Linked DNA regions of Homo sapiens: region 2 is linked to region 1. A link is an interaction called in ENCODE POLR2A ChIA-PET data of the cell type or tissue named here. Cell type or tissue: A673. All regions are shown on one strand.

Region 1 (8,000 bases):
CTGTAACCTTTAAAAAATATTTGCCCCAGTTCTCCAATCCATCACCTGTTTATCAATACATTTCCATGCACGCAAACATACCAGTTTCTTGTTTTTCAGAAAGATTTCCATCCTCCTGCTTCAGCCTGGATTCCTGGCTGTTGGTATGGGAAGTCTCTCCTTGCTATAATCTTGATGTGCTTGATTATCTTGTCTTTGGGATCGCATTTCCTGGATAATTTGTCTTCCTCTTTCTTGGTTTACTCTCCAGTTTTGCTACAGTGTACCCTCCAGCAGTTTCCTAGGAAAGGGCCATGTAAAGTAACCTATTAAAGTCATGCACACTTAAAAATGCCATTATTGTACCCTCTCACTTGACTGATACTTTTTCCTGGGTCTGAACCACACTCAATTGCCTCAGAGAACTGAAGTTCACAGTCTTTTAAAATAAACATAGAAATCCACCCTCACAGTCAATTACCTTTATAATTGACAACTTCCATCCATCTTATCTGAGTTCCTTCCCCAGGAAGCCAACTCTCAGGCCTCCCAGATAGTATCAAGGAACTGAAACTCACCAGATCACCACATCCAGACAATGAAAAGCCAGACCCCTCATTCTTTTTCATCTCCTTACCTCTCCCCAATTCCTGTTTAGCTGCCTGTAGTTACATTCTTTCCCCGCTATGTAAGCCCTCAATTTTAGTCAATCAAGGAGATGGATTTGAGAATGAGCTCCCATCTCCTCAGCTGCAGCACCCAGTTAGAGCCTTCTTCCCTGGCAATACTTGTTGTCTCAGTGATTGACTTTCTGTGCTGGGAGCAGCAGGACCCAGACCAAACCCCTGGTGTGTTGTTAACAAGTAGAATATTTTAGGTTGAATGGCACTTTTCCCTCCAAATTTTAAAGGCTTGTTCTAGCATCTTCCAGCCTCCAGTGTTGCTCAGAGAAGACTCTGATGATTCCTTTATTTGTAGTTGAATTATTATTATTATTATTATTATTATTATTTTGAGACAGAGTCTTGCTCAGTCTCCCAGGCTGGAGTGCAATGGTGCAATCTTGGCTCGCTGCAACTTCCGCCTCCCAGGCTCAAGTGATTCTTTTGCCTCAGCCTCCTGAGTAGCTGGGATTACAGGCGCCTGCCACTGCACCCAACTAATTTTTGTATTTTTTAGTAGAGACGGGGTTTCACCATGTTGGCCAAGCTGGTCTCAAACTCCTGACCTCAGGTGATCCACCTATCTCGGCTTCCCAAAGTGCTGGGATTACAGGCATGAGCCACCATACCCTGCCCTGTGAATTATTTTTGTGTGACCCTTTTTTTTTTTCTGGAAGCTTTCAGAATCCTCTCTTTATTCTGGAGATTCTGAAATTTCTTGATCATGTGCATTGGTGTGGCTGTTTTGATTCACTATGTGGGGCATTCAGCAGGCCTTTTCCATATGAAGGCTCACATCCTTCAGTCTGGGGACTTTTCCTGTAATGTTCTGGGATAAATCCTCCTCTCAATTTACTCTCTCTAAATCCTCTCGATTTACTCTTTTCTAGAACTGCAATTTGTTGGGTGTTGGATCTCCTAGATTGCCTAACTTAAAAAAAAAAAAAGTTTCCCTCCTATTCTTCTTTTGTGATTTAATTCCACATTCTGGGAGATTTTCTGAACATCATCCTTTACCCTTTCTATTAAATTTTAAATTTTGCCTACCTTATCTGATTTCCAAAATTTATTTTTATTCTCTAATTGTTCCATTTTTATATATAGTATTCTGTTTGGGGGTGTAGCATCTTCTCTTAGCTCCCTGAAAATATTTATTGGATTTTTTTTTAAAGTTTTCTTCTGCTCTTTGCATTGCCTCTGTTTCCTTCAAATGTCATTTCTTTCTTTATCTTCCCCTGTTTGTTTGTTTTAGGCATTCCCTTTTATATTAGAAGCTTTCCTAGAATTTTTGATGACCCCTGGATACATTCAATCATGTAGCCAAATCAGCTCCATAGAAAACACAGCAGCTGTGTTGATGAGATGGACTTGTCAGCTGGTGGGCCTCACTGAGGCCTGGGGAGAAATACCCTGAATCCCAGGCCCAGTCTTATTCAGAACTATTCCATTTTCCTTGAGTAGAACCCCCTAGTCTTCTGCCTTAGGGATGAAGGCTGGCTGTCAGCTTCCTGAACGCAGGGTAGGGAAGCAGGACTCCCACCTCGTCAGTACTGCAGAATTTTACTTAATCCCTTTGTTTTAAAACTCGTGCCTCACCCTTCAGCCACATAACCAAGTCCTCCAGTTCTCCAAAGAATCACCGTCCTCACTCCTCCCTGCAGTGGAGCCAAGGGCATGGCCACCTGCTGTGCAGGCAGGAGCAGGGGCTCTCTCTGGCCAGGTGAAGACTTTGAGTCACCCTACCTTGTCTTATCCCCACTTTCCCCTCTTCCTCAAGGGGACGCCCCTGGGCTCCAGGTCCTTTGCAGGCCTTAGAGGCCCTGCACATCAACTGTTCTCTGGAGAACCCTTCTGCAAGCCTCTGGGATGTAGCTGCCTCCTCTGCTGAGACACTAGCCACGCCTCGTCTCCTTCCAGGCTGCTGAGCCAGTAGCGTTGAACCCTCTCACCTGCCGTCCCCGCCTTTCCTATGCCCTTTGTCCTTGTAGGTTGACGCCTGTGTCAGCAGAGAGAGGAAAGAGACGCAGGCGATCATTCTCCCGTCCTTACGTGGCAGACAGGGTTATTTGCGTAGATTGACCGAGATGAGTGTCCTGCACTCTGAAGAACCTTGGTGGCTCCTCCTTCGGAATTGATTTAAGCAGTGGTAGCATAGTGTTTTGAAGACAGTCAACGGTGGGTTGGGTTTACTGGAATTGCCCAAGGTGTTTGGATGAAGGCCTTCATTAAGCAAGGCCCTTGGCGGGACGTTCTATGGAACCAGCCCTGAATGGTGCTCAGGGGAATAGGCTTTGGGGTCGGATCTGTTTGCAGGAGACGCACATTTTCTCTTCTTGGGGTTTGTTTCAAATTTTATATTGAAAGTTCTAATAAATTATGTAACAAAGCAACCGATGTGGTTGGATTTTCTAAAGTCACGGGACCACAATCTAGTTTTTGTGTGTAACACCTGCTAACATCTTCATGAGCTAAGTGATAAATCTGCTAATAGATTTTGGCCAGAAATGGTTTCTCAGAAACCCCCCATCCACCAGGCCCCCACCATGGGAGGCCAGCAGCCGGTGGGCCCCATTCAGCTGTGCGTAGTGAAGCATCCTTCACACCCTCCAGGACATGAGCACGTTGGCAGGGATGGACTTTTCCACCTCCTGGATGGAGCAATACACAGATGTCAGAGGAACAAAGCCATGTGCTCTTTATTTAGGATTTTGACATGTGCAGTTTTGGGGATCTTAGGAATGTTGTAATTTTCCAGGGAAAACTCTGACACTTTGTTTCGGGGTCACAGAGAAAACACCACCTTTCATCGCCGATTAGTTTTCCTCAAACGCAGGCTATTTTTGTCCAGTTTCCTTTGAAAGACCAGAACGAATGCTCGGCCTTATGATTTCTCCACTTGTCACTCAGCTTCATGGTACAGATCTCAGAGAGCTCACCTTGGGTTCAAGCTGTCCTTCAGCACACGCCATGCACTCTCTCAAGTTAACCCTTCCGTCCTTCTCCCAGTACTTAGCAGTTGGCTAAATTCACGGATCTTACCTTTTTCAGGGTTCTGTAAGTGACTGACTTCTCCCTTGGATTGTCTCTGATATCTTCTAGATCTTGTTTAATTTTAATTTCATGCCACACTCACGTTTGATGTCATTTCATTCCAAAAGTCCCTTTTTTATGTATTTAAATTTTCCCTGAACATTAGACTTCACATAAACTTGATACTAATTTCTTTGCTTCAAGTCACGGTTACTTCCTTTCTGGCTAATGCGTATTAATGCATTCTCCTAAGTTGTAGCCTTCTAGAACAAGACTAGTTTAGACAATGTTGAGATTAATGCTGCTGCACGTTGAAACAAGTTGTGACATGCTGGAGAACACTTTGAGCCTGGATTTTTAAATTTGCAAATTAAAACTGTTGGACTAGACTCCATGCCTCTGAATATTACTAAGCTCAAGGGTTCTTCTGCTTCCATAAGTTACACAAGAACATTCTTCTTAACATCATTCATTATTCTTCTCAAAAACTTTTGAGATCCAATTATGTTTTGGCCTATTGCAGCTCTTTCAGGAATAAATTCTGTTAACAAGCTCAAGTTTGCCCCTCGGCCCAGCACCTTGATGACAGCAGTGGCTGCGTGAATTAACACTTCCTTGGATTGTGGTAAGTTTTTAAGTCTCAAGTGTTACCCCCGAGACAATTGCCTTTCAGGGGAAGATGCTATGTCCAGAGGCACAGCATTTCAGCAAGAAAGAAAGCAAGGAGGGGGAGTTCTGGGCACAGGAAGGAGTGAGGACAAACACAATGATAAGGACTGTCTGTTACTTCAGGAAACTGAAGGTCTTCAGAATATTCAGGAAAAACTCGTTAAGTGGACAACTTCAGCTGAGAAATGGAGTTTGTGCGGGAGTAAGTTGGGGTGGGATATCGCAGGGCCTTGGTTGTCCACCTAAGCTCATTAGAATCAGATTCTGCAAGGGACGGGGAGTCACTGAACACCGCTGGGCAGGAGATGGCTGTGACGAAGTCTTTGGCATTTGTGTGGAAACTGGAATGAAGAGGGAGAGGCTGGAGGCAGGTGATAGTGAGAGCTAACTTCCAGGAGACACCCTCCAGGGAGGGCTGCTGCAGTGTGGAAGGCTTGGTGACTGCTGGGAGGAGGGAATGGTGGGGAGGGGAAGTGAAGAGCGCTCCATTTCTGAGCCCGAAACGCAGATAATTATGGTGCCAACAACAAGAAGGAAAACGCAGAGGGGAGAGTTGGTTTGGGGACGATTCTGAGTTCTGTGTTAGACATGCTGCACGGGAGGGGACTGCTGACCTGGGGGCGGAGGAGGAGAAGGTCTGAGAGCTCCGGAACTCCAGGCCCTGCCGAGCACACTGGCCTCGACATCCGTGCCTCCGATCGCCTCTGCTTTCTCTGCGCATGGTCCCAAACTGAAAGGTCCCCATTTCAGTCTGTTTCCCAAGCACAATCTCCTCACCTCCACTCACGGACGTCCCTCACCCTCAGCTCCTGGCACCTTCGTCAGGTTTCATGAGCACCACAGGACTCTAGTTATAGACTTAGCCCAGGGAGGCCCAGAGACGTCACAAATGTGAAAGATTCTTTTCTTTTTGCAATATTCTTTCTGATTATAAAAATACACGTTTCTTTTAAGTAGCTCAAGCCCAGAAATTTATACACAAAAAGTCCAAGACCAAACTCCTGCACATGTAAACACGTAAACACGTGTAATCACGCATCCATACATGTGGAGACATGTAAATACATATCTGTACAAACATAGCAATAAAAATGGAGAATGATCCAAATATCCAATAAAGTAAATAGATAAATTATAAATATTTATACAACAGAATACTATTCTGCAGTGGAAATTAGTGAATTATAATGCTATACATCAATAGGAATAAACCTCACAAATAGTGTTTAGTGACAGAAATAAGTCAAGGATAAATACTAACAATATGATATTATTTATATGAGATCAAAACCAGATAAAGTTGTTCAAGAGGTGGGGCACGGTGGCTCACGCCTGTAATCTCAGCACTTTGGGAGGCCAAGGCAGGCGGATCACGAGGTCAGGAGTTCAAGACCAGCCTGACCAAAATGGTGAAACCCCGTCTCTACTAAAAATACAAAATTAGCCAGGCATGGTGGCGTGCGCCTGTAATCCCAGCTACTCAGGAGGCTGAGGCAGGAGAATCACTTGAGCCCGGGAGGCGGAGGTTGCAGTGAGCCGAGATGGTACCACTGCACTCCAGCCTGGGCTACAGAGCAAGACTCCATCTCAAAAAAAAAAAAAAAAGTTGTTCAAGAACGTACACATAACTGGTGAAATTATAAAGGTAAGTGAGGAAATGGTTGTGATACGGTTTGGCTGTGTCTCCACCCAAATCTCATCTTGAATTGTAGCTCCCTCCCATAATTCCCACGTGTTGTGGGAGGGACCCAGTGGGAAGTCATTGAATCCTTGGGGCAGGTCTTTCCCGTGTTGTTCTTATCATAGAGACTAAGTCTCAGGAGATCTGCGAGTCCCTCTGCACACGCTGTCTTGCCCGCCACCATGTAAGACGTAACTTTGCTCCTGATTCACCTTCCACCAAGATTGTGAGACCTCCTCAGCCATATGAAGCTGTGAGTCCATTAAACCTCTTTCCTTTATAAATTACCCAGGCTCAGATATGTCTTCATTAGCAGCATGAGAACAGCCTAATACAGATTGTCACAAAGTCAAGGCAGTGGTGCTGTCTTTGGCACTTCCCAAAGAAAGCACTTTTTTTTTTTGGGGGGGGGGGACGGAGTCTTGCTCTGTTGCCAGGCTGGCTGGAGTACAGTGGTGCAATCTCGGCTCGCTGCAACCTCTGCCTCCTGGGCTCAAGTGATTCTACTTCCTCAGCCTCCTGAGTAGCTGGGACTACAGATGCATGCTGCCACGCCCAGCTAATTTTTGTATTTTTAGTAGAGACAGGGTTTCATCATGTTGGCCAGGCTGGTCTCGAACTCCTGACCCCAGGTGATCCACCCACCTCAGCCTCCCAAAGTGCTGGGATTACAGGCATGAGCCACCGCTCCTGGCCAATAATTTTGGTTTCTTAACCTTGCTCTGGTTACATGGATGCTGGCTTTATTATTGTAACATAATAAGAAAATATAGATTTGGTCCAGCATTTCCAATATGCGCGCTGTGGGTCATCTTTTGGTCCATGTTTCAGCCAATCACCAACCAGACTGTGAGAGGCTTTCCAGCTTGCTTAGCTACAGCATCAAATGCAGAAGCTCTGCCAGCCGGACTCACAACGAACTCAGCCTGCTCCGGCCTTCGGCTCCTCCCAGCATCATCTCACACTCTTGATGTCCATCCACACCCATTTCCCAGGTTTCTTTCTGTATACACGAGAAAACGCAGGCATTCTTTGGGAGTGTGGCACACCTCCTCCTGGCTCCCACTGTGCCTGACCTTTAGGGACCTGCTAGCACCGGGGCCTAGTTCTAGGCCTAGAAGCAAAGGGAGTGGTGGGGGTGGGAATCCAGAAACCTCAGAACCCATTTGGGAAACTTATTTTTAAAGTCCTGTCCTTTAGCCACTCTAAAGTGAAGTCTGTATTAGTCAAAGTTCTTCAGAAAAGTCCCAGCGTCTGCAGCCAGCAAGCTGGGCCCCAGGGGAGCTGATGTGGAGTTCCAGCCGGACTCGAAGGCCTGAGAACCAGGACCGTCAGTGGTGTCCCCTCCAGTCTGAAAGCTGGCAGGCTCGAGACCCAAGAAGAGCCAATATTTTAATCCAAGTCCGAAGGCCAGAAAAACCAATGTCCCAGCTCAGCAGGCAGGAAGGAGTTCCCTCTTACTCAGTCTGTATGTTCTAGTCAGGTCTTCCATCGATTGGATGAGGCCCACCCCTGCAAAGGAAGGCAATCCGCTTCACTCGGTCCTCATTCCAATGTTAACTTCATTCAGAAACCCCTCACAGACACACCCAGGATAACATCTGAATCAATGTCTGGGCACCCCATGGCCCAGTCAAGCTGACGTGTAAAATCAACCACCACACCGAATTCCAGGCCATGCTTTATGTTCATGCTCACTACTGGTAAAGGAGGGGAAGGGGAGTAATGGCAGAAATCATTGAAAAGCTGGCCAGGCCCAGTAGCTCATGCTTATAATCCCAGCATTTTGGGAGGCCGAGGTGGAAGGATTGCTTAAGCCCAGAAGTTTGAGACCAGCCTGAGTAACAAAGTGAGACCTTGGTCTCGACAAAAATTTAAAAATTAGCTGGGTGTGGTGGCATACACCTGTGGTCTCAGCTACTTGGGAGGGGCTGAGGCAGGACCCCGGGAGTACGAGGCTGCAGTGAGCTGTGATTGCA
Region 2 (8,000 bases), 940 kb before region 1:
AAAGGAAGATGTTCCTTCATAGCAGGCCGTTGGAATCAAACACAGCTTTAATTTGTGGAATTATTTGTTTAATAGCTCCTGTTTTAACCAAAGGTGAGAGAACCGGCATTTGTTCTGCCAGAGGATGAAGTTGATTTGCCTGCTCAGTGTCAGGGGACAGTCTGCTTCTTCCAGGGACAGTGTTACATCCCATACCTCAGTGCACCTTGAGCGGTGTCCAGGGGTGTGTAAGTCAGGACTGACACATCACAGAGGCAGGGAGACCTGGACACCCCACCATCCAGAAACAACATTGGCCCAGCTTGGTTTTGCAGGGTAGCCCAGCCCAGGCCCTGTCTCCCTGCTAACTCCACCCGTCGTCCCTCTCCAGGTCCCCCCGGCTGTGTGCTCTGTCAGCACCCCCAGAAGATCCAGTAAATGTCACACTAGGATGCTCCCCATGACCAAATTAGTCCTGACTGTGTGAGCTGCTCTCTGGCAGCCATCACCTGCCAAGCCGCGGCTACACTGTCCGGAGTGCGTGTTTACCCTGAGAAAGCGTAGCCTAGTGCTTCTGAGGAACCGCAGACCCCTAGGCAGGAGCCAGGAGAAGACCGCCAAGCACGGCGAGGCCGGCCGTGCTACCAAATAAGGCACCTCTCCTGCAGGGAGCTGGGACCTAAGGGACTCGCGCTGGGCACGGGGCAGGCGGCGCCCATGTCCCCTTCCCACGGTGCCCAGAGGGCCTGTCCCATTTGTGAGCAGCTCCCAGGCCGTCCCCCAGCCAGGTGTCCCGTTCGAGGACGCGAGCTCTTCCACTTGTCCCTTGCCCGGGGCCCTGGCTTTCCCTGGGCTCCCCTCATGGTTCACCTGCTCTCACTAAGACGGGGCAAACGAATAACGGGGCTTTTGAACGAAAACGTGGTCGCAGGGCCATTCACAACAGTGTAAGGGGTTAAGACACCTCACCCAAGAGCACGACTCCCGCCGCACCCACAGACATGCACACCAAACAAACCACACCACACACACACACATCACATAGAGACATGCACAACACACACACACCACACCACAACATATCACACCACACACACACCACACACATCACATAGAGACATGCACAACACACACACACCACACCACAACATATCACACCACACACACACCACACACATCACACAGAGACACACACACCACACACACACCACACCACACCACACACACACAGGCACACACCACACACACCTCACAGAGACACACCTCACGGAGACACACGCACCACACACACCCCGTACCACAACACACACACACCCCCAACACACCACACACACACAGCATACACACCACACAGACATATGTACCACACACACTCCACACCATACCACACATACACACACCATACACACCACACACACCATATACACCAGAGACACATGCACCACACACACCCCACATCACACCACACACACACACACACACCATACACACCACACAGACACGTGCACCACACAACACACACATACACCATACATATGACACAGAAACACACACCATACACACCACAAAAATACCACATCACACACATCTCACACACCACAAACAGCATACAGTACAACACACACAACATACACATACATCACATACCACAATATAAAAACATAGACATCACAGACATACCACAGCACACATTACACCACACCCACACTACACGCAGCACATAGATGAACACACCACACACCCACACTGCACACAGATACACAAACCACACCACACCCATGCACACCACATACAACAATATACACCACAACACACACCACATACACACAAACACCACATACATAAGCAGAAACACACAACAGAGGGGTGAATGTGTATGCTGGGAGGACCTCCGTGCAGCCCAGAGGAGACTCCATGCAGAGCCTCCAGGGCAGATGCTGCAGCCTGCGAGGAGACCTTCCCTGCAGATCAGGTGACTGGGGTTGCTGATGACCCATTAGCACTTTATGAGTATTCAAAGGATTTTATCATGTACAAGATGCTCTTCAGAAATCATCCAATTTAAGTACATTTGTTTATTTTGTGTATAAATAAAGGTGGGCTTGGTGTGGAAATCCTCCCCATGCAATACCCTCAAAGGGCCAAATCCAGTCCCAAGCATCCCTGTGCCCTCAGGTCCCCTGGGAGCCATACAGTGGAGCCCCTAGATATGTGGGCCACCACCCTTTCTCCTTCTCTAGCCACGTGGAAGTCTGAGGGGACATCGCCCCAGACACGGAATCTTCTGCCTGTGCCTCTGTGGCAGGAAGAACAAGGGCTTAGTCCCACTCTTGACACCACCAGGCCGGGCAGGTCCTTGCCCGGCTGCGCCTGGAGAAAAGGACAGTGCAGGTAGAAGAAACCAACCTTTCGGGCGCCAAGTCCATCTCCCAGGCACAGTCCACCGCGTGTGCCCAAGGCTTCGTTCATTGAAGCTTCTAAATAGGAGATGGAGGGAGATGCATTTCTGGCTCCTGGTTGGGAGGTAGCGAGGGGAAAAAGAGAGAAAAAAGAGACAGAGCAAAATGTTCATAGACACCCACAGCACAGTGCTGAGGTGTGCAGGGGGAAGTTGTTCATCTACTTTGTGGGCCCACACGTGGGAGCAGGCAGCTGGCAGGGGCACAAATGGGCGCATCGTTTCTATCGCTCATGCTGCATAGGCCTGGAGGAGCAGGGCTGGTGAGTATGCATAAGAAAACTGTTGAGCCCCACACCAGAAAACATGCCCGCATTGCATTCCAGTCAAGTGGTGTTCAAGGCAGCAAAAATGTCTGAGCTAATTCTAAGGACCAGAATTCTAATAGAGCCGGCCCCTTCTATTGGCTGGGAATGTTTGTTTTGAAACAGTGGGCTCATTTAAAGGGATCATTGAAGAGATTCTTCAGGGCCCAGTTCAAATGTCATGACCTGTCTAAAATTATTTCTTCTGCATTTTTGTATCACCTTATATATAACCCCAGTATAATATTTACTATGAATTCTCTATGCAATACATTGTTCAGCGGTGTGCCTTGGAGACAGCAGGTGTTTGTTCAGTGTTTTTATTAAACGGAAGAGTGAATAGGTGGATGAATGAACAAATGACTGAATGACTGCTTTGCAGGAAGGGTACCCAAGTGGGAAGATGGAGCTTTGATCAGCTTGCACATTACTGTTTTAATTAGCTTATGTATTAGTCCATTCTCACACTGCTATAAAGAACTGCCCAAGACTGGGTACTTTATAACGGAAAGAGGTTTAATTGACTCACAGTTTTGCTTGGCTGGGGAAGCCTCAGGAAAGTTACAATCATGGCAGAAGGGAAGCAGGCGCCTTCTTCGCAAGGCGGCAGGAGAGAGTGTAAGTGAAGGCAGAAGGGCCCCTTATTAAACCATCAGATCTTGTGAGAACTTACCCACTCTCAGGAGAACAGCATGGGGGAAACCGCCCCATGATCCAATCACCTCCCTCCCTCAATATGTGGGGATTACAACTGGAGATGAGATTAGGGTGGATACACAGAGCCAAACCATATCAGCTCATGAAGAGAGCTGTGTAACCCAACAAAACATACTGGGCAAGAAACAACAAATTCTCAAATTAGTTTCCTAAAAATCAAAATATTAATGGTAGCAATGCTCAAGGCCAAAGCTAAGATGCCTGTGCAGAAACAGATAAAAAGTTAACTTGGCAATGCCTGCCGTGGTATAATTTCACATCTGTCAATTGTTTTTGTTTGCTTAAAGTTGAAGAAATAGACCAAAGACCAATTGTAAAGTTGTGAAGAAAATTCACTAGATGAAAAAAAGTAAAAACCTCAGATTATGTAGTGCTTTCCCCTAAATATTGGTAACTCTGCAGCTGCCAACAAACAGGACAGCATGTGAACATTTTTGCATTTAGAAAGTATTTGAATTTTAACTTGCAAAAGAAAACAAAATTATATCTGTTGCATTTTCAAGACAATTTTTAAGTAAAAAAAAAAAAAAAAAAAACAGCCATGGAAAAGGCTGTGAAAAGCTATGATTGCTGCTCTGAGGATCTGGGCTTTTTCTTCTCAGTACTGTAGTGAAAACAGAAATGAAAACCTTGAAAAGTAGGGGAAAACCCACATTCCATTAAGATCCTGGCAGCGGGTGCAACAATTATTCTAGAACCCGCAGCAGCCTTTTCATTTGTATCTAAGGAATGGTGGATGGACTCCCTCTATGATCTAACTTTCCTCATCCATGTGAGATTCATAGCAGGCCAGCAGATCACCACTTTTACTCATCCTCAAATGAGAAGCTGAAGCTCCGAGGTCGGGAAAACTGCACCATCCCCCATCGTTAACATGTGATGGGACCAGGATCCCAGTCCACCTTTCCCAAACCCAAATCCAGTGCTCTGTCTGGGTCCCCGCTGGCCAAGGGTCAGCAGAGCAAGCCCTCTGTCAGGTTCTACCCCTCCATAGCCTCCACACTGCAATAATTCCTGTGAGATATTCCAAAGCTCACTTTGTCTTATAATCTATATTGACATTAACTAAGAAAAGTAAAAACATATAAAGAAAATAATAAAATGATCAACTCAATCGCAAAAGTCACTATACTCAAAAACCACAAGTTAGCGACCTTACTGTACAGATCACTCTGCTAGATTGCTTTTGTTTGTCCCCATCCTATGGATGATGAAGATAAGGTGCAAATAATGATGAAATAAGGCTTAAAATTTCTAACCTAACCTTTGGGTTTTCCTTCACACACCCTTTAGAAATATATTTGTTAGATGTGATTTTGCCATATCCTAGTTTTCCTTTGTTGTCTAAAGTATTTTGAAATTCTAAACTGTCCCTTGATGACAGCACTCAGGGAACTGGCGAAGGGACATGAGATTTGGACAGAGGGAGGACGATGTGGCCAGGTGCTGGCCTTCCATGGCAAGGGCTGATGGACATAAATACAAAGGCTAGAAAACTGAAGAGGCTACATGATGAAGATTCATTAAGCCAGCACATAGACAAACAAAGCTAGGTAAGAACAATGCAGCACACCCCAGAGCAATTAAAGCTCATGCACAGCCTTGTTGGGCAGGGCAATTGATTTTAGCAGGCTTGGAACAAGAACGGGCCTCAGGCATGCTATTTTGCAGACAGAATAAAAGAACATCAGAAAAGAAAAGTGACTTGCCCAAGTTCACAGTCAGTTAAGTCAACGATGGGGCAAAAGCTCAGGCCTCTGGGTGCTTTCTCAGTATGGCTTTTATCTGCACCTGATTTCACAAAACAGACTGGAATGTGCTGAGAGGCTGCCAGGCAGGTGGTCAGCATCCATGCAGTGGGTGCTCTCACCAATGCCACACCTGGAGAGGAGGAGGGCAAAGCAGATGTCGTCCGGGTGATTTTCAGCCCTGGGCCCTTCCCCGTTCACACCTCAGGCTTCTCAGCATGTATTGCTTTGCCATGCTTTCCTCAGCTTACAGTAATAACTCCTTTTGCCTGCCACCCACACTGACATGAGCCCCCACTTAGAGATGGCTTCGTGAATATTTCAAATTTTATCAGGTGCTTTAATTAAATCATTGACATTTATGTCAGAGAGTACAAGACTGAAGTTCACTGAGGGTGGTCGTCTTGCCCAGGGTCATCGAACTGGAACTGGCACAGCCAGGATTTGCACCTAAACCTGTTGGACTCCAAGGCCCATGTTCTCTCTACTTAGAGGATAACAGCCAAGACTTCTGATTTCCTACCAGTTTCAGAAAATATGGAGCTCCCACAGCATAGGAATTCTCTCCATAACAGAATGTTATGGCTAAAAGCATGACCCATCTAAAATTCAACTTCGAGTATTTATTTAACAAATAACTACAGTACTTCATTAACTACTATAGCAGATATTTAATAAACAACGTTGTAATATGTGCCATTCAAAGCACTTTACATATATTGAAGCTTTTTGTCTTCCTAAAAACGACATAAAGTAGGAACTATCATTTTTCCATTTTACTGATGACAATACTGAGGCTCAGAGACATCCAATAGATTACCTAGAATTACATGGCTGGTAGGTGGAAGAACTGGTATTCAAATCCAGGCAGCCTGGCTCTACACTCTTGGCTTTTAATCGCTAAGCCATACTCCCCTCTCTAGTTTTGTAGAAATCTTAATAGAATGGAGTATGCATGTCTTTGCCTTCTCAAATTGAGAATAGTGAACCTAGTTGAGCCTTCTGCTTATAATTCAAGGTGACCCACATGAATTTGGAACATTACATCCACTACAGCATGCCTAATACTACCCTCAGACATTTTAGATTGCAAGAGTAAATTTCCCCCAAGACTGGCCCCAGATTGCTGTTCTTATGAAGTTCTTTCCAATTTTTAAAGCTCTTCTATTTATTTCTTCTGCTATCTTCCCTCAGCGACTATGGCTATCTATATATATTATTCATGACCTTGCTTTAAAAGGAATTATCTGGTTCTGTGTCTCTGCAAGATTATCTTGCCTTCTAACACAGCAAAACACATCAGCTTTATGACAGCAATACTTTCTCAAAATTTTTTTCTAGACCCAGTGGCATGTCCCAGCTTGATGTGGCTCCATAAGTGTGTGATATTGTTTAAGATTCTGCTCAAATGGACTCCCTGATTCTGAACCTTGGGAAGGAAGGGTATCAGCAGCATCGGAAGGGAGGCTCTCTGGAGTTTTTCTATGGAGGAAGTCGCCACACACACAAATGCCGCATTGTCAACTCTCTAGAACACAGTCATCTCACAACTGTGGAATGTCCCTCCTTGCCAAACCCTCAGGACGACAGCAGTTGAAACTTTCATATACGGAGGAGTGGAGGCTCCTACGGAAGAAAAGAGGAAGAGCCAGTGCTTGATGCAGGCTTTTGACACTTCAAGTTGGGCAATGTTTTTGGTTTCAGCAAAGTTGCTAAAAACCACAATTCCCAAGGTTGGCCTGAACTTTGATTCAGAGCTTGAATTGCTAAGAAAGGTGGGGCTGGCCACAGGTTTCACTTGGCAGCAGCTCGCTTCTTCCCTGTGGGCGGCTACCCCTGCTGTCCTTTTCCATGCGGAGTTCCTGGCCATGGGTCCATGGTCAGTAGGTGCTTCTCTCTTACACCCTGGGTCACAGCACAGCAGTGGCTCTCAAGGCGGGCCCCCCTGGCCAGCCACAGCAGCATCACCTAGAATCTGTTAGAAATGCAAATTCCCTACTGAATCAGAAACTCTGGTGCTGGGGCCCAGCAAGCTGTGTTTTAACAAGTGCCAAAGGTGATCTGAAGCACCTGCAAGTCTGAGAACCATGACAATAGAAGAAAAGGAAATGCAGACAAATGAGAAGAAAAAAGTGAATTTAGAAATAAAGGGAAGATTCAAGCCCAGTGAGTGACCCCTGTCATCAGAGGGGTGTGGCAGGTGGCCCTACAAGAGCTTCACAGCGCAAGTCAACTTCCCATGAGCCCAGACAGGTCTACAGATGTGGCTCTCCAGACTCTATGTTGAGAGGAATGTTGAGGCCATACCTCAGAAGGAAATCACACAGAGACAAATAAGCAAGGCTGTGTGGGCCAGGAGGAGCAGGGGACAACCTGCCAATTTGCCCCTAAGGGCGAGAAATTGAAACTGGGGTTAGAGAGTTAGACAAGCACCTTGGATAGAGCCCTATAGTGTTTTTTGTTTTTGTTTGTTTGTTTGTTTGTTTTTTTACTGAGCAGGTCTTACTATGGTAACACCTGGTCATAAAATTCTAAAATCATTTGTTTAGAAAAGGATATGGCAATTCACTGAGCCCAGTTCCCCAGCCATGGTCTCCAGCACACTTCCACTAAGAAGCCCCTAGCAATGGAAGGTCAGCTGTCTCTAAAAGCTGTGCATTCTATCTTTGGAGAAATGTGGACCTGAAACGTTTCTGCAGACATCCTGGCCCTCCCTGAAAGTTTTACCCTATGAGGGACTCAACAGAGGTGATTTGACATTAGGACACTCTGATGCACACATGCACACAGTAG

What was found. Peaks named below come from ENCODE experiments on the same cell type or tissue, not always from the same donor. Only the 100,000 strongest peaks of a DNase experiment are listed, where the experiment ranks them.
Region 2: POLR2A ChIA-PET joins it to region 1 with 10 read pairs; 2 of 35 experiments call an interaction of 5 or more read pairs at or near these places.

Annotation. Positions count from the first base shown.
Region 1 is chr2:8,707,169-8,715,168 of GRCh38, forward strand. No RefSeq gene overlaps it. Among named protein-coding and RNA genes, the nearest start is that of ID2, 29 kb to the left of the region's middle. In A673, no CTCF peak of the experiment used is centred here; a DNase peak (open chromatin) is centred at 4,073; H3K27ac peaks cover 2,328 bases.
Region 2 is chr2:7,766,703-7,774,702 of GRCh38, forward strand. No RefSeq gene overlaps it. Among named protein-coding and RNA genes, the nearest start is that of LINC01871, 45 kb to the left of the region's middle. RefSeq lists an enhancer at 7,000-7,049. In A673, no CTCF peak of the experiment used is centred here; no DNase peak of the experiment used is centred here.